Linked DNA regions of Homo sapiens: region 2 is linked to region 1. A link is a contact called in ENCODE Hi-C or POLR2A ChIA-PET data. All regions are on one chromosome and are shown on one strand. The core of a region is the stretch at or near the end of the contact, and the rest is flanking DNA. Distances in the headings are between cores, read along the strand shown. Region 1 holds the start of GEMIN6 (gem nuclear organelle associated protein 6). Region 2 overlaps GALM (galactose mutarotase).

The links. Hi-C counts contacts between places; a loop is a spot of excess contacts on that map. ChIA-PET counts read pairs that join two places held with the same protein, here RNA polymerase II (POLR2A). Pooled maps may share reads with other maps.
Region 2: a pooled map shows a loop between it and region 1 (4-fold over the local background). The contact joins the enhancer-like site here to the promoter of GEMIN6 in region 1. A Hi-C loop is called at or near these places in 4 of 50 pooled maps. POLR2A ChIA-PET finds 5 or more read pairs at or near these places in 5 of 52 experiments (H1, MCF 10A, T-cell and 2 more).

The regions. Positions count from the first base shown.
Region 1 is chr2:38,775,483-38,781,000 of GRCh38, reverse strand. It overlaps GEMIN6 (gem nuclear organelle associated protein 6), which reads right to left and starts at 2,791. Exons shown (of 3, transcript NM_024775.10): 1 at 2,720-2,791; 2 at 1,883-2,029. The coding sequence starts at 2,010.
Region 2 is chr2:38,697,836-38,703,353 of GRCh38, reverse strand. The region is part of intron 4 of GALM (galactose mutarotase); the gene reads right to left. All of the region lies in intron 1 of LOC124905993 (a long non-coding RNA gene), which reads left to right. Among named protein-coding and RNA genes, the nearest start is that of GALM, 34 kb to the right of the region's middle. Within about 2 kb of position 2,758, at least 4 of the 41 ENCODE cell types and tissues checked have a DNase peak (open chromatin) inside an H3K27ac peak, as active enhancers do.

The sequences.
Region 1 (5,518 bases), core at 1,542-4,041:
TGTCGTGGAAAAAAAAAAAAAAAGAAGAAGGCAGGGTAGACTTAACTTTTAGAGTTAAAAAAACAATAACTAGGCCGGGCATGGTGGCTCACGCCTGTAATCCCAGCACTTTGGGAGGACAAGGCGGGCAAATCACTTGAGGTAAGGAGTTCAAGGCCAGCCTGGCCAACATGGTGAAACCCCATCTCTACTAAAAATATAAAAATTAGCCGGGTGTGGTAGCACATGTCTATAATCCCAGCTACTTAGGAGGCTGAGGCAGGAGAATCACTTGAATCCGGGAGGCAGAGGTTGCAGTGAGCCGAGATCGAGCCATTGAACTCCAGCCTGGGCAACAGAGCAAGGCTCCATCTCAAAAAAAAAAGGTCAGGTGAGGTGGCTCACGCCTATAACCCCAACACTTTGGGAGGTCAGGTGGGTGGATTGCAAGGTCAGGAAATGGAGACCGTCCTGGCTAACATGGTGAAACCCCATCTCTACTAAAAATACACGCCTGTAATCCCAGCTACTTAGGAGCCTGAGGCAGGAGAATCACTTGAACTGGGAAGGTGGAGGTTGCAGTGAACTGAGATCACGCCACTGCACTCCAGCCTGGGCAACACAGCGAGACTCCATCTCAAAAAAAAAAGTTTTTGTGGTTACATTTATTTAAAGTCCTTATCTTTTTCTTTTTTTTTTTTTGAGACGGAGTCTTGCTCTGTCATCCAGGCTAGAGTGCAGTGGCGCGATCTCAGCTCACGGCAAGCTCTGCCTCCCAGCTTCACGCCATTCTCCTGCCCCAGCCTCCTGAGTAGCTGGGACTACAGGTGCCTGCTACCACGCCCGGCTAATTTTTTTTGTATTTTCAGTAGAGACGGGGTTTCACCATGTTAGCCAGGATGGTCTCGATCTCCTGACCTCGTGATCCACCCGCCTCGGCCTCCCAAAGTGCTGGGATTACAGGCGTGAGCCACCATGCCCGGCCTTAAAGTCCTTTTCTTTTAAGAGATATAGTGAAGTATTTATAAACAAAATTATAGGCTGGGGACGGTGGCTCAAGCCTATGATCCTAGCACTTTGGGAGGCCAAGGTGGGCAGATCACCTGAGGTCAGGAGTTTGAGACCAGCCTGGCCAACATAGCGAAACCCCGTCTCTACTAAAAATACAAAAAATTAGTGGGGCATGTTGGCACATGTGTGTAACCCCAGCTACTGGGGAGGCTGAGGCATGAGAATCACTTGAACCTGGGAGGCAGAAGTTGCAGTGAGCCAAGATTGTAACTGCACCACTCCAGCCTGGGCAACAGAGTGAGACTTCATCCCACCCCCGAAAAAAAAAAAAAAAAAAAAAAAAAAATATATATATATATATATATATATATATAGTAAGAATAATTTCTATGCCCAATTTCTATGAAGTTGCCTGGTCTGATAAGGTAATCCATAGTCAGAACAGCATTTAGATTCAAAGGCAGTTAAGTTCTCATATGTAGGCCGGGTACAGTGACTCAGCCTGTAATGCCAGCACTCTGTGACGCTAAGGTGGGCAGATCCTTGGAGATCAGGAGTTTGAGACCAACCTGGGCAACATGGCGAAGCCCCGTCTCCACAAAAAATACAAAAATTAGCCAGACGTGGTGGCAAATGCCTGTAGTCCCAGCTACTCGGGAGGCTAAGGCAGGAGAATCGCTTGAACCTGCGAGGTGGAGGTTACAAAGAGCCGAGATCTCGCCACTGCATTCCAGCCTGGGTGACAGTAGAACCCTGTCTCAAACAAACAAAAAATTCTTATATGAAAATATTAATAATTAGCTTTTCATTTATCTGCTTTCTTAGTTTGTCTATAACATACAGGCAGCACAAAGGGGTGTCAAGATTTCAGGCAAGTAGGATGCATACTCACTTGGCAGAGACTGGGTCTGTAGTTAAAACCCATCCTTTATACTCATTCTTCTCACTGGCTGTCACTCGGACCTCTTTGTAAATGTAATCTTGCCATTCTAAGGGGCCTTTCTTCATCCATTCACTCATGATTGCCACCTGGCTAAATCTGAAACAACCACCAGTGCTGGTTAATATATGTTCCACGTAAGCAAATGTCTTATCCCTAATCTCCATCCTATCCTAGAGACAGAGAACATCTGTGATTTGCCTCAAGTTCGTAATAAGTAACTTAATACAATTAAGTATTAATGCATGTACTGATAGGAACTGATACTATAGTTGGGGAAAAGAACACGTGTAAAGGCTGCTTGAGAATTTTTATCAGGAAAAGGAAAATAGTTAATATGTACAATTCGGCCTAAAGCAGAGGGGTCACCGATTTGCCGCGGGTGCAGTCTGAGGAAATTCATCTGGCACAGGTCTATTCCGATCCACAACCACATTCCAAATCGCTTTCACTCTGGCCTGCAGATGATGCTCAAACCCTTCAACTCTGCTTTTCCTTCCATCGATCAAAGGAGTTCACCCCACTCCTCAACTGAACCAGAAAACTCTCCTGATATCCACCCACGCGCTCTCTGGCTCTGTGTCTCCGCTGGATCCCGCCATCGAGAGGCTCCCCCGATTTATGACAACTGCCCCTTAAAATTTGTTTGAAGGATGCACAAACGAAGGGCCAGCGGCTACAGCTCTAGAGCTTAGATTTCTGGTCCTGTCCTGCAGCCACACGATACCTAACACTGTACTAAAAACCAAATGGTACTTAACGTTTAACCCTGACAAACGAGAAAAATACCAGTTAAAAAACTCCTCGCAACTCTGGGTACTCAGCAACCATGCTTTGAGGAAGGATCGTTGAGCGGAGACCGCCTGAGACCAGCATGCTTTGCGCCGATCGTCACTTCCTTCCCCCAGAAACCTCTGTTTTGTAGTCCTACTTGGAGGTCTGAGAGTCGCGGGACCTAGAGTGCAGGGTGCGGACAGAGTCTAAGATTGTTCTGTAATAATAATAATAATAATGAACCGCCATGTCCTCTAAGGCTATCCCTCTCCATTGCCACGACGGACAGTTCAAATAATCTTTTTTTCTTTAAAGAGGAAAAAGCGGCCGGGCGCGGTGGCTCACGCCTGTAATCCCAGCACTTTGGGATACCGAGGCGGGTGGATCAGGAGTTCGAAACCGGTCAGGAGTTCGAGACCAGCCTGGCCAACATGGTGAAACCCCGTCTCTACTAAAAATACCAAAAATTAGCCGGGCCTAGTGGCGGGCGCCTGTAATCCCAGCTACTCAGGAGGCTGAGACAGGAGAATCGCTTGAACCCGGGAGGCGGAGGTTGCAGTGTGCTGAGATCGCACCATTGCACTCCAGCCTAGGCAACAAGAGCGAAACTCCGTCTCAAAAAAATTAAAAATAAAAATAAATAAAGAGGAAAAAGCTCGTGCCAGGTCCTCAATGATAGTAGACTTGGAAATGCACTTTCGCCTTAGAATCAAAGCACATGAACCCTCAGAGTAAATCCTAAAGCTCTAGGAATGTGAGGTGAACGTGCCGTGGAGAAGAGCGATAGGGTTGCTACAGGAAAGGGGTCCTGATCCAGACCCCAGGAGAGAGTTGTTGGATCTCGCGCAAGAAAGAATTCAGAGCGAGTCCGCAGTGCAAAGCAAAAGCAAGTTTAGTAAGAAAGTAAAGTGGTGAAAGAACAGCTGCTCCATAGACAGAGTAGGATGTTCCCGAAAGTAAGAGGAAAGTGTCCACCCTAGATACAATAGTCCTATGTATGAGGAGATGCGCTCTGCTACAAGGGTTTATGATAAAGGATTAATTTTCTTAATTACTATATTTTTCAAGCATCAATACTATTATCTTTAAAGCAAAATTAGGAATGCCTTTGTTCTCCAGGTATTGCGATATCTGGACACTCCCAAGTCTGGGTCTGTTTAGTAAACTTTTTTTTTTTTTTTTTTTTTTTTGAGACAGAGTCTCACACTGTCACCCAGGTGGAGTGCAAAGGTGCGATCGAGGCTCACTGGAACCTCCACCTGCCGGCTTCAAGCGATTCTCGTGCCTCAGCCTCCCTAGTGGCTAGGATTACAGGCATGCACCACCACATCTGGCTAATTTTTGTATTTTTAGTAGAGACGGGTTTTTGCAATGTTGGCCAGACTGGTCTCAAACTCCTGACCTCAAGTGATCCGCCCGCCTCGGCTTCCCAAAATGCTGGGATTACAGGTGTGAGCCACCGCGCCCGGCGGTAAACGTTATTAATGTCTTCCCTTAACCGTAAACATCTAGAGGCTGGGAATGCCTAACTTTCTGAGAATGCAGACCAGCAAGTCCCAGCCTCATTTTCCTAGCCCTCACTCAAAACGGAGTCACTCTGGTTCCAACGCCTCTGACACGGCCAAGGTATTTCTTGTTTGCTTGGCTTGTATAGGCAATTAAAATGCCTGCTCCTTTGGGATGTGCCCTCAGTACAATCTTGAGAAAGGTGCAGAAGCTGGAAAGAAATGAACCAAACCGGGTTGAATTTTGTCTAGCAGATCACTCTCTATAAACCCCTCCAGTGGAAAAGTGCAAAAGACTTGCTTCTGCTACGGATTTCTGGTCACGCACTTAACTGGCTTCTGGCATGATCCAGAATCTTTTTTAGGACTGAAAAACGGTACAAGGTGGTAAACGCTGAATTCCTGGAAATGTAAAAACCAAGGGAGATTTACAAAAACCAAATGAAAACACTATTAAACAAAGGTGTAGAAAACATCAAAAATGTATCAGCTTTTTCCTTACTCCTTGAGATTTAGGTTCCATATAATCTTCAAAGTATATTTTCTTATTGTCATCATTTGAATCTTTCCCATAGCCTTTATTCGTTGCATGATTGGCTGATTATATTAATGTAGTTTTAGTGGATTCTTAGATTTTGCTGGTTAAAGCCCTCTGTAAATCTACTAAGAGCTCATATAAGTGCCAATTGTTATCACAGTGTGAAGGAAAACACTTGAACTCGTAAAAATTCAGTCCAAAAGAGTTACAACCAACATGTCACAAACTGTTCATTTTCTTTTCTTTTTTTTTTTAGCGAGACTCCGTCTCGCTCTATCACCAGGCTGGAGTGCAATGGCACGATCTCAGCTCACTGCAACTTCCGCCTCCTGGGTTCAAGTGATTCTCCTGCCTCAGCGTCCTGACTAGCTGGGACTACAGGCGCCTGTCACCATGCCCAGCTAATTTTTGTATTTTTTTAGTACAGAAGGGGTTTCACCATGTTGGCCGGGATGGTCTCGATCTCTTGACCTTGTGATCTGCCTGCCTCGGCATCCCAAAATGCTGGGACTACAGGCGTGAGCCACCGTGCCCCGCCAACAAACTGTACATTTTCATTTTAAGCTATAATCTATACTCCATACTCCAGAACGAAAGACTTTGGCCTTTGTGCGTGTGTGTGTGTGTGTATTCTACAAGTAGAAACTAGTGTCAAGGTAAACTTCAGTTACTCCCCATCCTTTTTTTGTTTTGTTTTTGGTTTTGGTTTTGAGACAGGGTCTCATTCTTTCTTCCAGGGTGAAGTGCAGTGCAAGGATCATGATTCACTGC
Region 2 (5,518 bases), core at 1,509-4,008, 78 kb after region 1:
TGGGTGGATCACCTGAGGTCGGGAATTAGAGACCAGCCTGACCAACATGAAGAAACCTGTCTCTACTAAAAATACAAAATTAGCCAGGCATGGTGGTGCATACCTGTAATCCCACCTACTTGGGAGGCTGAGGCAGGAGAATCGCTTGAACCTGGGAGGCAGAGGTTGCGGTGAGCTGAGATCGCACCATTGCAATCCAGCCTGGGCAACAAGAGCAAAACTCTGTCTCAAAAAAAAAAAAAAAAAAAAAAAAAAAAAAAATATATATATATATATATATATATATATATATATATATAAAATCCCACATATCATCCCACCTCAGCCTCCCAGCCTCCTGAGTAGCTAGGATCACAGGCACACCCCACCATGCCCAGCTAATTAAAAAAAAAATTACACATATTATATATATATATATATAAAAAGTATATATATATAAATAAAGTGTATATATATATATAGTGTTTAAAACAAATGTAAAGGAGAGAGGAGTGTGGAGAGACTGGCTGGGGGCAAAATAAGCAATAGTTAATTCCTAGGATGTATAGGTTGGCTATTACTCAGCTTCATTTTTGTGTTCAGTATAGATTAGTTTTCTAGCTTCAACCCGAAGAGACCAAGCCTGAAGCTCCCTTCTAGCTCCCTACTTTGGATCTGTGACTAAATCCTGATGGATTATCTGAGCAAGCTCTGTGGAGAGGCAGATAGCAGAGACTGGCCACATCATGAATTCTAAATGGCTGATGTCATTACAAAAACCATAAGCAAGAAAGAATCTACAGTTTCCAGAAAGTGGGGGGAAAAGTTTCTAAGGAGAAAGTATGACTCTTGAAGAAGGAGGGTAAGGGTCATGTAGCAAAGAAGAGGTTATTGGGTGGTCTCTGTAGGCTGGGGGTGGGAAAGGGATGCACAGCAGGGTGGGGTGTGAGGGAGGCATGCTCGGAGATCATTTTTGTTTTTGTTTTTTGACCAGTGAAATGTTCAATTTTTTTTTTAAGTTTTAAAATTTTTAAATTTTTATTTTTTTGATCAGTGAAATGAGAGATGGTTTTGGGGAGGCCTGAGAGCCGTCTAAGAGGTTTATTAACCTGGAGATTATCAAAGTAAGATTTGCATTTTAGATAGATGCTTTTACATGGAAGATAGATCTTAAGATTTTTTTTTTTCCAGTTAGGTGTTAGAGTGCAGTTGTCCAGATTATGAATCATTCATTCATTGATCCCACTTTATGAAGCCCATAATATAAGCCAGGCACTAATCTAGACAAGAAAAGATAGTCTAAAGCAGCACAGTGAAAATGGAGATGGAGTTATATAACCAACAATACATACTGAGGAGACAGATTTGAGAAATGCTTAGGAGTTAAAAATCAGTAGGACCTGATGACTAATTAAGGCAGTGGGGAGTGAAATGGAAAGAGTAAGGATACTGACAGATGCTTGAAACAAATATGTCCAATATTTTAGAATTATATAATAAATTTAAAGGAATTTTCTGTCAGGAGCTCCAGAAAGATTAACACCCAAATGCTAATACATAAAGATCAAAACAGCCTTCGTTTGCAACATCTTTGAATGAGGAGACTACTTTGGACTTTGCTATTTCTCCAAGGCAGAGATAGAGACCTGCCCCAGGGAGGTAATTATATCATCTGCCGAATTGTAGGTTTAACCGACAGAGGTTGAAATAAAATACAAAAGTCTTGCTGGGCCTCTCTCCACAGCCTCATGGCAAGCGTTTCCTACCAGAATTCTAATTTTGTCAAAATGGGGTTGCTTTGATGTAATTTTAGAATAAGCTTTTAAAAACTGAGAGCAGCAAGAACAGCAAGTGAACACAGATGGGCTGGGGGACAGAGTGAATTGGGTAAATTTTATAAGAATAAAAAAGAAGAGGGGATTTTACTAATGCTACTTTCAAAGGCAAAAGACCTAGTCAAAGCACTCATTTTTGCTTTCTTAATTCCTTATCTACTACTACAAATAAAGAGCAGCAAAATTATAAGGAAAAAAAAAACTGTGTGCTGTAAATGCCTTTAAAGACACATCCTTAGTAGTGCACTGTATTGTATACATCATAATGTCTTGCTGGGCAGGCTGCCCAGCTCACCTCCTAATTCTACAGTTCTGTGAGGTGAAAGGTGAAATGTAATATTTACAATCCTGAGAATGAATTAATCCCTGGCAAAATAGAAGGATTTGATTTTCTCATCTGCTCACATCTAGCTGGTGTAATACTTAAGCAGGGTACCAGGGATCTGTTTCTACTTGTTGCCACAGGGCAGGGAACTAGAATCAGGTCCTGAAGCTAAATGCCTGACATGTCTCAGACAAATAAAAACTGACAGAATTCATCACCACTAGACCAGCCTTATAAGAAATGCTCAAGGGAGTCCCACATCTGGAAGTGAAATGATAATTACTATCAAGAAAACACAAAAAAGTAGAAAACTCACTGGTAGAGCACATACACAAAGGAGAAAGAGAAAAGAATCAAATTTTACCACTACAGAAAACCACCAATCACAAGGATGAACAATAAGAGGGGAAGAAAGGAACAAAGGATATATTTAAAAAAACAGAAAATAATTAACAAAATGACAGAAGTCCTCACCTATCAATAATAATCTTGAATGTAAACTTATTAAACTTCCCCCCTTAAAATATATAGACTGGCTGAATGGATTAAAAAACATGGCCCAACTACGGTTGCCTACAAGAAACTCACTTCATCTGTAACGACACACATAGACTGAAAGGGTGGAAAAAGATATTCCATGCAAACAGAAACCAAAAGCAAGCAGGGTAGCTGTACTTGTATCAGATGAAACAGACGTCAAGTAAAAAACGATTAAAAAAAAGAAAAAGGTTATTATATAATGATAAAGGGATCAATTCAGTAAGAGGAGGTAACAATTCTAAATATATATGCACCCAACACTGGAGCGCCCAGATACATAATATAAAGCAAATATTATTAGATCTAAAGGGAGACATAGACACCAATACAATAGCTGGGGAATTCAACACCCCATTCTCTGCACTGAACAGATCATCTAGACAGAAAATCAACAACAAAACACTAGATTTAAACTGCACTTTAGGCTGAGCGCGGTGGTTCACATCTGTTATCCTAGTACGTTGGGAGGCTGAGGTGGGCGGATCACTTGAGGCCAGGAGTTTAAAACCAGCCTGGTCAACATGGTAAAACCCTGTCTCTACTAAAAATACAAAAATTAGCTGGGTGTGGTGGCGGGCACCTGTAATCCCAGCTACTTGGCAGGCTGAGGCACGAGAATTGCTTGAACCTGGGAAGTGGAGGTTGCAGTGAGTCAAGATCATGCTACTGCACTCCCAGCCTGGGCAACAGAGTGAGACTCTCTCAAAAAAACAAAAAACCCTGCATTTTAGACTAACAAAGAGACATTTACAGAACATTTCATCCAACAGATTCAGAAAACACATTATTTCATCAGCACAAGAAACATTTTCCAGAATAGACCATATGTTAGCCCACAAAACAAGTCTCAACAAATTTAAAATAATTGAAATTATATCGAGTATCTTTCCTGACCACAGTGGAATAAAACTAGAACTCAACAGCGAGGTGAACTTTTGAAATTGTACAAATACACAGAAATTAAACAATATGCTCCTGAATGATCAGTGAAGAAAATTTTAAATATTCTTCTCTTTTCTTTTTTAAGATGGTTCTTGCTATGTTGTCCAGGCTGGTCTTGAACTCCTGACCTCAGGTGATCAGTCCACCTCGGCCTCCCAAAGTGCTGGGTTTACAGGCATGAGCCACCGCACACAGCCTAAAGGTTGTTTAATGTTAATAAAAGTACAGCTAGATAGGGGGAATAAGTGCTAGTGCTCTAAAGCACTATAGGGTGACTATAATTAACAACAACTTATTGTATATTTTCAAATAGCTAGAACAGCAGATTTTGAATGTCCCAACACAAAAAAATGATAAATGTTTGAGGTGATGGATATGCTAATTACCCTGATTTGATCCTTATACATTGTAAACATGTATCAAAATATCCCAGTGTACCCTGTAAATATGTATTAGGTATCAATAAAATATGTATTAGATATCAAGTATTAGGTATCAATTAAAAATAATAACAGCTGGGGCCAGGTACGGTGGCTCATGCCTGTAACCCCAGCACTTTGAGAGGCCGAGGTGGGCAGATCACCTAAAGTTAGGAGTTCGAAACCAGCCTGGCCAACATGGTGAAACCCCGTCTCTACTAAAAATACAAAAATTAGCTGGGCATGGTGGTGGGCGTTTGTAATCCCAGCTACTCGGGAGGCTGAGGCAGGAGAATTGCTTGAACCCAGGAGGCGGAGGTTGCAGTGAGCCGAGGATGTGCCATTGCACGCCAGCCTAGGCAACAAGAGCAAAACTCTGTCTCAAAATAATAATAATAATAACAGCTGGACACAGTGGCTCATGCCTGTAATCCCAGCACTTTAGGAGGCCGAGGTGGGAGGATCACTTGAGAGCTCAGGAGTTCAAGATCAGCCTGGGCAACATAGTGAGACCCCATCTCAAAAACAAACAATATATAAACAAATGTCTGACAAAGCAGCACAGGGATCTGGCACTGCAGTGTTCTCTGTCTCTGGACATCCATTATCTACACCCCTGTCCTTTCTGGGAAACAGCTTCAGGGAGTTCTACTTCTGGGAAATTACAGGGACAGCCCTGACAACAATAAACATAGAAAACACATGCCAGAGGGACTCATATGCCCAACAACAGAGTGTGCTCCCATCCTATGGAGCAGCAAATGCTTTATGGGTGTCATTTTTTTCCTTTTTTTTTTTTTAAGTAGCTAAGAATAATTGCTCTGAAGACGCAGAGCTAAATTAACTGCTAACATCCAAACACAGCCTGACAGTGTACCTGCAAACTTTGCTCCTGGTCCATGGGTAAAAGGAGCTCTCAGCCTTGCAGAAACCTTCTGTTGGTGCCACCTGCCATGGGACAGGAAAGAAGCACCTGTGAGCAAGGGCTATGCACTCAATACACCACTGCTGACTCCTAAGTGCCGGAATTTCATCTACAGAGGTAGCTTTAGAAGTTAGGTGATGAATTCTATTCATTTATTTAAAATATATATATAATCCCAGCACTTTGAAAGGCTGAGGTGAGCAGATCACTTGAGGTCAGGAGTTTGAGACCAGCCTGGGCAATATGGTGAAACCCCATCTCTACTAAAAATACAAAAATTAGCTGGCCGTGGTGGTGCGCACCTGTAGTCCCAGCTAATTGGGAGGCTGAAGCAAGAGGATCATTTGAACCCGGAAGGCGGAGGCTGCAGTGGGCCGAGACTGCACCACTGTACTTCCAGCCTGGTGATGGAGTGAGACTCTGTCTAAAAAAAAAAAACCCCAAAACCCAAAATTGCCAACAGGAAGAAGGCAGGAGCAAAACAGGTGCTCATGGCTGCCAAAGATTTGTGGGTCCTGCCTGGGGTAGAGGTCTAAATGCCGGCTCTGCATTG